2 separate regions of the Mus musculus genome follow, and region 2 is linked to region 1. A link is a loop called in an ENCODE intact Hi-C map of the cell type or tissue named here. Cell type or tissue: left cerebral cortex. All regions are shown on one strand. Each heading gives the region's core, and the rest is flanking DNA. Links, peaks and the distances in the headings are about the cores only. Region 1 overlaps Usp25 (ubiquitin specific peptidase 25). Region 2 has its middle 60 kb from the start of 1700041M19Rik.

Region 1 (5,390 bases), core at 182-5,181:
GATAATGAAATCTTTTCACCTAATAGTAGAACAGAAGTGGCTGTTGCTGATAGAGAAAATGCATTCCCAATGCAGGCCTGCTACCTAATGTTCTGTGAGCATCCTTTCGTGAGTTACAGAAACTGTGCGGAAGACTCCTTATCATAGTTCGGGTCACCTCACTTTTCTCAGCCACTGTAGGTTCTCATCAATTAAAATGTGTCTCACATTAGTTGTAAAGATGATATTTAACGTATTGAGGTAAAATAAGGAAGTAACTCTTCTAAAACTCTTTTTGCCTGTTTGATTATCACAAAATGGTGCAGGGACTATTATCCTAAGGAATCAATCAGAGGTTTGTTTATGAGATATCAGAGACAATGTTTTAATTTTTATCTAACTTTAGATATGGTAAAGAAGTATAGGGTAGGGGCGGGAGAGATGTCTGAAAAGAAAGGAGCATGCGCCCCTCTTCCAGTTGTGAGTTCAGTGCCAGGCTCCCACGTCAGGAGACTCCATCTCCAGGGACTCAATCCAGGATTTTCTGATGGACCATAGGCCCCATGTCAGACACAGACATGGACAAAGACATGAACAGGGTCAAAGACACAGACACACGCACATAATTAAAAATGAAAATAAGTCTTGAAAAAGAACTATGCCACATGCTATCATGTGACTTTTCTCGTTTGCATCTTTAGATGCTTATTATATTAGGTTTTGTTGACTCTTATAAATCATGTTTCTTATAGTTTAACTGGGACAATCTTACTCATGTTCAATTTAACCCCTGCTTAGCCAGTAATCCTTAGTGTTTGGGGAGGAATAAAGAGCCACACCTCAGCACTTAGCTTTAGCAGCTTCACTGGAAGACAGGTGCCATCGTCAAGATTCCAGCCCATCCCATTTTCCTCAGCCTGCAATGTTTATTCCTGGTTTTGGTTCAGGTTACGTTTGTGCGCAGTCACTGAGGGATGTGTGGTACCAGTTTTTGGCACTGAAAGCTATGATACCTGTAACATGGGATTAATAGTATCTTGTTGCAGGACTTATAAATACTTAAAAATATTTATGATTTTACACCTCTGAACTTGTTGGCTTTTGAATGTATATATTCAACCTTTAAAACAAATAGCATCCTTTTGTAAAACTTGAACTTGTTACATAAAAACAAGCTTTTTGAAAATGTTAAATTTCGTGGTTCACTAAACAACTGTGTGTGTGGCGTGAGTGGGTAGGACACACTCAGAGCAATAAGAAATTTAACTCATTGATTGCTAGTTTATATTTGAAAGCTTTTACAAGTATAAACTTTGTTGCTGAGAAATCTTTATCATACATTAATATAATATATAGTTGTAAGATTCAAGGTAAAAGTAGGAAGAAAAAAGAGAGAGAAAGGGAAGATAACATTTTCCAATTTTAGGATGAGAACAGTGCGCATTTGTTCCAGACAAAGATTTGTTTCCCTTTGAGTCAAGTCTTCGGTTTGACAATCTGTTTGGTTTCAGTAAGTGTCACTCAGCCTGCGACAGAAGGTGAAGGAGCTCTGAAGTCCTTCCCTCCTAGGGAGAATTTGGAATGTTACAACTGTGGACGATTAGCAGTGTGTAGATAAGGTTTCCCTCTGTCCTCTGATGTGGACAAAGGCTATGGGGACGTCAGGCTGAAGTTCAGCTGTAAGGAAACCATCATAGTCCCTCTGCTTGCTGTAGTACAGTAACGTCAGCACCAGGATCATTTACCGACCTTAAAATTGTGATGGTGAAATCTAACAGGCTGACCAAGTGTCTGTTATTGTTTCTTTCAGCATTGGTTCACTGAATTGCCGCCGGTATTAACATTTGAACTGTCAAGATTTGAATTTAACCAGGCATTGGGAAGACCAGAAAAAATTCACAATAAACTAGAATTTCCCCAAGTTTTATATCTGGACAGGTACGGTTTGTACAAGTAGTAGGTTTGTGAAAATTGTTATTTCCTTGAAGCTAAGGTTTATTGATGCTTGATATTTCCATCTTATTATCTGTTAAGGGAGTATATTCATTTTATCTTATAAATATATAGTAATAAATATTAAGTATTAAAATATTTTTGTGTTTTATACCTGATATCTTAAAAAACTTCAGTTGACCTTTTGTAGTAATAGTTAGATTTATTATCATACTAGTTTCCAAGATATTTGGTAACACTAATGATGGCCTTTTTTTTTTCCTTAATAGGTATATGCACAGAAATAGAGAAATAACAAGAATTAAACGTGAAGAGATCAAGAGACTTAAAGATTACCTCACAGTATTACAACAAAGATTAGAGAGGTAATTCAGCCTTCATGGGCTTAAGACAGGAAGGCATGTGCCTGGTGGCTAACTCGATTATTAATTTTCAACATGCTTTGGGTAACTTATAATGTAACCTATTATAAGCATATACTATATTATAATATTATAAGCTTATAATTCATTCCGGATTGAATTTTGATTAATTACATTAGACTCTAGATTGCATCCCTACTAGGCTGTAGATGATTATCTTAGAAATTGAAATGAAAGACGTGATTATCACCAGCTTGTTTTCCTGGTGCGGTAAGTGGAAGTCAGGAGGCTAGCGCAGAGCACGGGGTGAACTGGACCGAGAGGATTCGAACTCTTCCCGCCCAAGCCTCCCAAGCTTCACACAGTGAATCCTTCAGGAAGAAGCCGGGCAGCAAAGGGAGGTTGCGCAGCTCATAGAAGTGTGCATGGCGTGAGTGGGTGCTATCACATACCAGAAGGGAGGGGCTGAGTGTGCCTATGCTCTCACAAGTCACAGCTCCATCAGATGTGGAATGTGATGCCATGCAGGCCGGATAAGCCTACAGGCTGCAATGCAGTTTGACTAACCCCAGTTGTCGACCTACAACTTTCTGAGTTACGTTTAATTTGCTCATTAATAACATACAATGTTGAGTGTGAACATGTACTTCCAGGGAGCTTACATCTTAATAAGTTCCAGTACATGTATGGAAAGTGTTCACGGGGTAAAAGATGATAAAAGTGAGGACCTTAACCATGAGGCTAGTGCAGGATTCAGAGATGAGAATGTTTGCACATGGTCCTGGGTTTGTTTTCCCACGGGGGCAGTTTAGAACACCGTCTTAGGTGCGGCCATACATAGGACTTGCAATTTTCATCAGCTTTGCCGTCCTTCCATTTCTCAAGTGTATATTCAGTTTCACCTTCTTTATTAGAAAAGCAAAGTCTTATTTTATAAGGCTTCAAGCCACAAATTATTTTGACAATATAGGTAAAACGTGTATATTTTATTAATAGATATTTAAGCTATGGTTCCGGTCCCAAAAGATTCCCATTGGTAGATGTTCTACAGTATGCATTGGAGTTTGCCTCCAGTAAACCTGTGTGCACTTCCCCCGTTGATGACATCGATGCTAGTTCCTCAGCAAGTGGCCCCCTACCATCACAGTCCTTACCAAGGTAAGTGAGTCACCCTTGCTCCTTATTCCTCATCAATTCAGGAGGTCTTGTCTATCTGTTGGAATCTTTATATATTTTTCGCTGGTCAGAATTATACTTTTCAATGTTTTGGTTTGTAGTTTCTGAACGTCATATAATATGTTGATGATGCTTTTAGAGTAGAATTTGTTTCTGATAATGCAAGTTGGTATTAGAGAGAGAAAGAGAGACAGAGAGAGAGAGAGAGAGAGAGAGATCTTTAGTTAGAATATGCATTAGATTTTCCATTACAAAGAAGAAGGCAGTCTTACTTTAAAGCCACGATTTCGTCCTTATAAGATTTTAGTCCTCTTGTACTAAACGTCTCGTCTGATATTTGATCAGTTTGTGTGTTTCTTAAGATCATTTCCTCTTGAGATTGTGAGGGGCTTGGATGCTATCATCTATAGAGCTGGCTTCAGTTTGGAAGTTTAACCAGTCGCATGTGTGCTTTGAAACCACAGCACAACAGAACAGCAGGGACCCTGTGCTTCAGATCTGCCCGGCTCCTCCTCACCCGCATCAGGTGCCGCCCTGCCCTTGAGGTCAGTGATTCACAAACCCTTCACTCAGTCTCGGATACCTCCAGATTTGCCCATGCATCCGGCACCAAGGCACATCACAGAGGAAGAACTGTGCGTGCTGGAGAGCTGTTTACATCGCTGGAGGACGGAAATAGAAAATGACACGCGAGGTAAGAAGCTCGCTGAGTGTGGCTGCTGTCGCTTCAGATGATGTTGTACTCTGAGAAGGAAAAATGGCTTGGATTTCATTTTTAAACATGTGTAGTTTTTCCTTGAAAAAAAAAATCTTTTCTGAAAAGATTTTGTGGAAGACACTGTTTTTTGGCTGTCCCATTTTTTAATTTTTTTATGTTCTTGCCCTTCGTGTCAGATTCACAGGGACCACAAGGGTTTCCCCAGCTTACTTAGCTGATTAATGATGTAACAGATGGTCTGATTTGCCAGTTTAGTGTTCTAAATTTATATCAAACTGGTATTCACAGCTACTCCAGTGGGGAAATGTCATAGAGCCTCAGAATTTGTACTTACTGGTTCTGGACTCCGTCTGATGCTTGCATAATGAAGAGGGGAAAACTGTTTTTCTCTAGGTATAACCATTTAAAAAGTGAAGTTTTAATTTCTGTTTCTACCTGGACATTGAATCATGCTAGAGATGCTGAACCCCATGTACAGCCTCATTGTTTAATCTAGTCTAAGAGACTTACAGATCCGATCCATGGACCCAGTGCCAGTCTATAGGAAATTTTCAGGAGGTATACAGCAACATAAGGATTTGGTGTGTGGGAGTGCGTGTGGATGAACACATGCATTGCTGAGCTATCTTTCTTTCTTGAAAGACACTTTATTTTGAATTCATTTCTAACTGTTAAAATGAACTTTTTCATTTTAAAAAGATACTTCACAGTAGATTATATTATAATTATCTTTACATGTCAAAATATACGTTACTAACTCTAAACTTCAGCTATCAGGAAAATAGAAATTGTAATTTTATATTAAAAGGTTGAGGTTACATTAAATAGCACTAGCTGTCTTCTTTTAGATAGTTAAGTTGCCACTTTATGGATAAGTATGAATAAAGTCCAGTTTAATAGAGTAGATAGTTGCATTGTTAGTCTTAGTAACTAGAGAGTTTGTGTTACTATTGTGCATATTTAAATAACTTTACTTATATTAATTAAACATAGTTTAATGGCTAATAATAGTTTATTGAATGCTGTGTGGAGTATTGAATAATTCCCTTCTGGACATGACAGACTGTATTTGTAATTCAGAAGAGTAGATGCTGATAAACTTTTGACATTCAGGTACTGCACAAAGTGAGAAAACAAATGAAAGTGTTTGAAATAATATTTAAAGAAAACAGACACATGGAGGTTAATGACCACAGGCCCGA
Region 2 (5,390 bases), core at 65-5,064, 120 kb before region 1:
AGGGAGGAAATGCTCCTTTGTGTGTGTGTGTGTGTGTGTGTGTGTGTGTGTGTGTGTGTGTGTGTACACGTAGCAGTCGAGTTACTTTCCAGAGTAACTTCTGTATATTTATAGTATGCGACAGTCATTAACAGACAGTAATTAAAGTGTGTCCATCTGAGGCGTGTACACATGTTATTACAAACTACTAATTAGCCATAGCAACTGTTGAGTACATAAACCAGATAATAAAACACTTCCTGTCCAGAGTAGTTTACCTCGATGCTGTTTAGCGATGCTGTTGTGTAGGGGAGAGAAAGTGCAAACTGTCTTCACACTAGGTTCTCCTGCTGTCTCTTGAACTCTCACTGCACTGTGCACTGTCAGCCTTCAGCCTTCAACCTAACCTTGTCCTTGTTTTCCACAGCCTCATGTTGACTGACAGTCTGAGACGATGTGGCCCGGAAGCACATCTCAGTTGTTCTGTTTGGTGTGGATACCTGGCAGAATTTACCTTTTCTAAGTACACAGAAGCTGTGTTTTATTCTACCTTAGTACATCACATTCAGAGGGTTTCTTTGCACTAAAATGATGAATGGATTTATAGTGTTTTGCCACTGATACCAGGGACAATTTGGTTTTGTTTTTAGGTTCTCAACTGTATATGAGATATTTATATACAAATATATTCAGAATAACAAAAATAAAAGATCCCTTCCCCTTTTCATTTGCTATGACAGCAACATAAAGCAGAGGAGAGAATTGCCACAGCAAACAACAGTTCTTATGCTGTTTAACCAAAATGATGCCGCACAGACCAGTTCCTTGAGCCGTGAGTATCTGCATTTTGGAGAGATGTTTTGGTATCTTTAAGCCTCGGTAGCATGGTTACTATAACAACATTTTCTCCTGTTGGGTTGTTTAAGGGATACGATTATACAATTCACATTGGGAGGATGTCTTCCTTTCTCTGAGAGACTGAGAAAGGCTTCAAATTTTCCAAGTGCCATTATTAAAATGGTAATAGTTAGAGAAATCTCGCAGAAGTCACATTTAATCACACCCATCCCTGTCTGCCACACTCAGAAGTTTTCTGCCTACACAAATACCACCAACTAGTTTGGGTTTCCTTCCATTCTTTGCTATCTTTTTTTTTGTATTGGATATTTTATTTACATTTCAAATGTTATCCCCTTCCCGATTTCACTCTCAGAACCACTCCCCTATCCCATCCCTACTCTCTCTATGAGGGTATGCCCCAACCCACCCATCCACTTCAGCTTCCCCACCCATGCATTTACACACTCTGGAGGATAGAGCCTTCACAGGACCAAGGGCTCTTCTCTCATTGATGCCTGACAAGGCCATCCTCTGCTACATATATGGCTCGAGCCATGTGCCCCTCCATGCGTTACTCCTTGGTTGGTTTTTTAGGCCGTGGGAGCTCTGGTTGGTTGATATTGTTGTTCTTCTTATGGGGTTGAAAACCCCTTCAGCTTTTTCAGTCCTTTCTCTAACTCCTCTATTGCCCCCCCCCATCCCCACTGTGATCATTTCAATGGTTGGCTGCGAGCATGCTCACTGGCATATTTCCAGTTTGCATGGTACACAGACTCTATGCTTGCCATTCTTGTGTGCAGTTTAGGAATATAAAACACCATTTTAAAAATAATGATTTAAAAATCTGACATAAGGGTTGGAGAATCGGCTCAAGTCAAAGACACAATGTATTTAATAACAATAATTTTTAAAAAGGCAAACCATGGGCCATCTGTGCGTTCAACGCTCAATGTGAGCAACTCTCAGCATGCAAGCATATCCTGGTGTTATAAAGACCTGGTATGATGGAAAACCTTTTCTGAGTCTCAGTGCTTTGGGAAGAGAGAACTCTGGACTGTCCGTGGCAGCACCCAGGCATCCCCATCACTGGGCAGTAAGCTTGCAGGAGATCATGAAAACACATGCCCTGTTTGATGGGAAACAGCCCTCTGTCTGACAATAAGTGGATGAAGCCTTTGCAAAAGCAAAAGGTTCCTCAAAGGCCTTCACCAATATGCTGAATGAGGCGCTGGCCTGTTTGCAGATGGTGACAGAAAACATTTTATCAGCTGCACAGGAACTTTCTATCATTTTTCCAGTTAGCTTTAAGTCAGGAAAAATTAATTAGGAAGTGGCAAATTTCCCGCAAGATTACTTTGTGTCACTTAAATTATGACACTATTTATTCATATCACTGGAAAAACAGCAATATTTCCATGTTTACTATATAATATATTTCCCTGATATTTTATATAGTCTAGACTTTGTTCTTAATAAAAAAGTACTTCTACTCATTGAACCTGCTAATCACTTATATTGAAGTAGCTGTATGTGTTGATTCCATTGCTAGTGAGTTTAACTTATGCCTTAGAATTCTATTATAAACGTTTTGTTTTTATGTATTTGTGAAGGAGATGTATTCCACTTATACCATTTGGGCTTTATTTGGTGAACTCTAGTGGTTCTCAATTAAAAACCAAACATTAATGATTGTCAACATCTCTGACTTGTTCTTACTCCCAGTTAAGACTGCAGACGTTGCAATTTCTCTGTGTATGTTTCTCTGTGTATGGCTCCCTCTGTGAAATAAGAAAATATTTAAAATCCATTTTCAGCTCATCTTCAAATTCCACTGATCTCATTCAGCTTCTGCTTGGGTGGGCAACGTGCCAGGTTCCAATACGATAATCTGCTGCGTTTCTCCTCTGCATTATAATTTCCTCTGCTTTGGCGAACTGTGTTCTATAAATTCCGTCGCACTTCACACACAGATCAAGTCGGCAGATTTAGACAGTCCTTCCCGTTCACACATCACAGCACACAAAATTCCATCAAATGTTTTTGCTATCTTTCTTATTTTGCAAATGAAAATATGTTCTGAAATATTCTTGCTGAAAGAAACAAGAAGGGATTCCATGGAATGTTTTTGATGTCACCTTGAAGAAATTGTCACACACCATCTGCTGGTTTATTGAGCATACAGTGTGTCAATGCTGATGAATGCTACTTTAATAAATGACACATATTGACAGCCACAAACCATATCCTAATGATCACATCCATGCCAAGATGCCTTGAAATACACCTGGCTTAAATTACACATGCGTCTTTCATATTTATCAAGTGACTAATGGTCTTGGTCATCTATTTTTGTTTGTTCAACTAGGTGTGGGTTTCAGTGCACCTGACAAGCCAGAAGGTTATGTCTCCTCTGTCTTCACAGTCCTTGTGTCCCCTACGGATTCTTTCTCGGTTGAAGATATGCAGGTTAACAAGACATTAGTTTAGTTACATGTCATGGATGATTTAGGAATGAAGCCTGCTGCTTTACTCCTGGATGGGCTGAAATGAATGTGGGGCAAGGGCGACAATAACTATGGCAAAGACAAGAAGGTTGTTCCATAAATAATAAAGACAAAGTGGAAAGTTTTAACAAAATTAATAAATGAGTCAAAGACTACAATCTCAGTTGGCGAATTGGCCTCTGGATGCATTCGCTGAGAGGCTGAAACATTCGATCAGATGCTGGATAGCCAGCACGTGGGTATTGTTTTACATTAATAGTCAGTTCCATAATGTTTATACTGCTACTGTCGGTGACATCACACATACACACCCACCACACACACATACACACAAAGACAGAATTAAGCTTAGAGAGAAAATTCTGTGGGCATAGGATTTTCCATGAAAGCATGCGGATCTGATATGTATCCTCAGAATCCATAGTAACATAACCAGAAGCATAGGCACACACCCATAGTCCTATAGCGAGCGCTAAGGCAGAGACAGGAGGATCCCTGGGGATTACAGACCAGTGAGTCTAGGCAAGCCAGTGAGGTCAATGTTCATTTATAGACTCTATCACAAAAAATAAAATGCAGAGGCTGGCTAGGTCGTTCATTAGCTGAGAGACCTGGGTTTCATTCCTACCACTCACCAAATCTTTGAAACCCATGGAAAATTATAACCCTCTGTAACTCCAGTTTCAGAATATCCAACAGAGCCCTCTGACCTCTGGGACTACCTAGCACACATGAGAGGCATATAAATACAAGCAAACAAATACTCATGCAAATACAATAAGAATAAATAAATCTTTTTAATAGATAAGGTGAAGTTATTGAGAAAAACACTGGCTATCAACCTGTGCCCCCTGCCCCCCGACACACAAAAATTTGAGTGGGAAAACATTACCATCTAGGTAACTTAAAAAGAAAAGGAATCAAAATCAAGAAACTTTTCCAAGAAAGTTTCCTAATGAATGAGCCTTAGGAAACTTAGGAGTTATTTCTCCTAGAGAGAAACAACTGTTTTTTGTTTGTTTGTTTTAACTACTCCTGCTAGCATCTCACAGTAACCAGGAAATTGTGTTAGCTCCATGCTGGATACTTGCTAGTCTCCATGCTAGACTCTTACCCATACATTGGAAGAGCTTATTTAAATCATGAAACTATTGTTAAAATAAAGGGGTATGATGGTTTCAGCTTCCAGACCTAGCAATATAGCAAGGGTCCTGGGACAACTGAGTACTGAACACTAGTCAGTCACATACAATATATTTACATCCAGTCTTCACAGTATACTGTGTACTAATAAAACCCAGTAGGCTAGGTAGTTCTCCCTATTTTTCAGATGAAGAAAGTTTCAACTTGTAGTTGTAGTGCAGCTAAGACTAAAGAAGAGATAAAGGTGATTCAATGGTACAAGCTGTCTTTGTCCTCTCCACTAACGGATCCTCTTCCACTAGAGACAGATAATGACAAAAGGCTATATGTTTCTTGGCCATCAAACATTTATACCACAGAGATGCACAATAGTTTAATACACACACACACATGACACAGATACACACACAATTGTTGCTAGGGAGTAACTATTTATATTCTTCCAAATTCACACACTGTCATATTGATCGCCAACATGACAACATGAGAAAATGGGGTCTCTGGGAATTATTTAGCTTGTGATGACAAAGCCTTCATGACTGAGATAATTTCCTAATAAAGAGGACCAGGATTGTAGAGCAAACTAGTTTGGCACTTTGGTCATGTAATAAACAAGGAAGACATTAAGCAAAGTGGCACTTCACCAAGCTGTGGATGAATGACTCAGCTGATGCATTTTGTCACAGCAGGGTGACCAGACTAAGATAACCATCCACAAAAAATAGCATATACCTATGTAATAATATCAAATGTTAAACACCCAAGAAGAAGTTCAGCATCAAAAATCTGGATATATTGGAAAATATTCGTACTTTATCACAGTCTTGCATGGCATCAGAAAGTTTGTAAGACACTGTACCATATTAATTCAATCTAGAAAATCCATAGATTTTATGTCAAAATTATGTAGTTGTACCTGAATGG

The links. Hi-C counts contacts between places; a loop is a spot of excess contacts. Peaks named below come from ENCODE experiments on the same cell type or tissue, not always from the same donor. Only the 100,000 strongest peaks of a DNase experiment are listed, where the experiment ranks them.
Region 2: it touches region 1 in a loop (2.6-fold over the local background); 3 of 42 quality-filtered maps call a loop at or near these places.

Annotation. Positions count from the first base shown.
Region 1 is chr16:77,073,070-77,078,459 of GRCm38, forward strand. It overlaps Usp25 (ubiquitin specific peptidase 25), which reads left to right. Exons shown (of 24, transcript NM_013918.2): 11 at 1,790-1,917; 12 at 2,202-2,297; 13 at 3,291-3,452; 14 at 3,935-4,164. Among named protein-coding and RNA genes, the nearest start is that of Usp25, 62 kb to the left of the region's middle. In left cerebral cortex, for the core only: no CTCF peak of the experiment used is centred there; DNase peaks (open chromatin) are centred at 2,776, 4,089, 4,524 and 4,709; H3K4me3 peaks cover 937 bases; H3K27ac peaks cover 2,036 bases.
Region 2 is chr16:76,948,286-76,953,675 of GRCm38, forward strand. No RefSeq gene overlaps it. Among named protein-coding and RNA genes, the nearest start is that of 1700041M19Rik, 60 kb to the right of the region's middle. In left cerebral cortex, for the core only: no CTCF peak of the experiment used is centred there; a DNase peak (open chromatin) is centred at 2,741.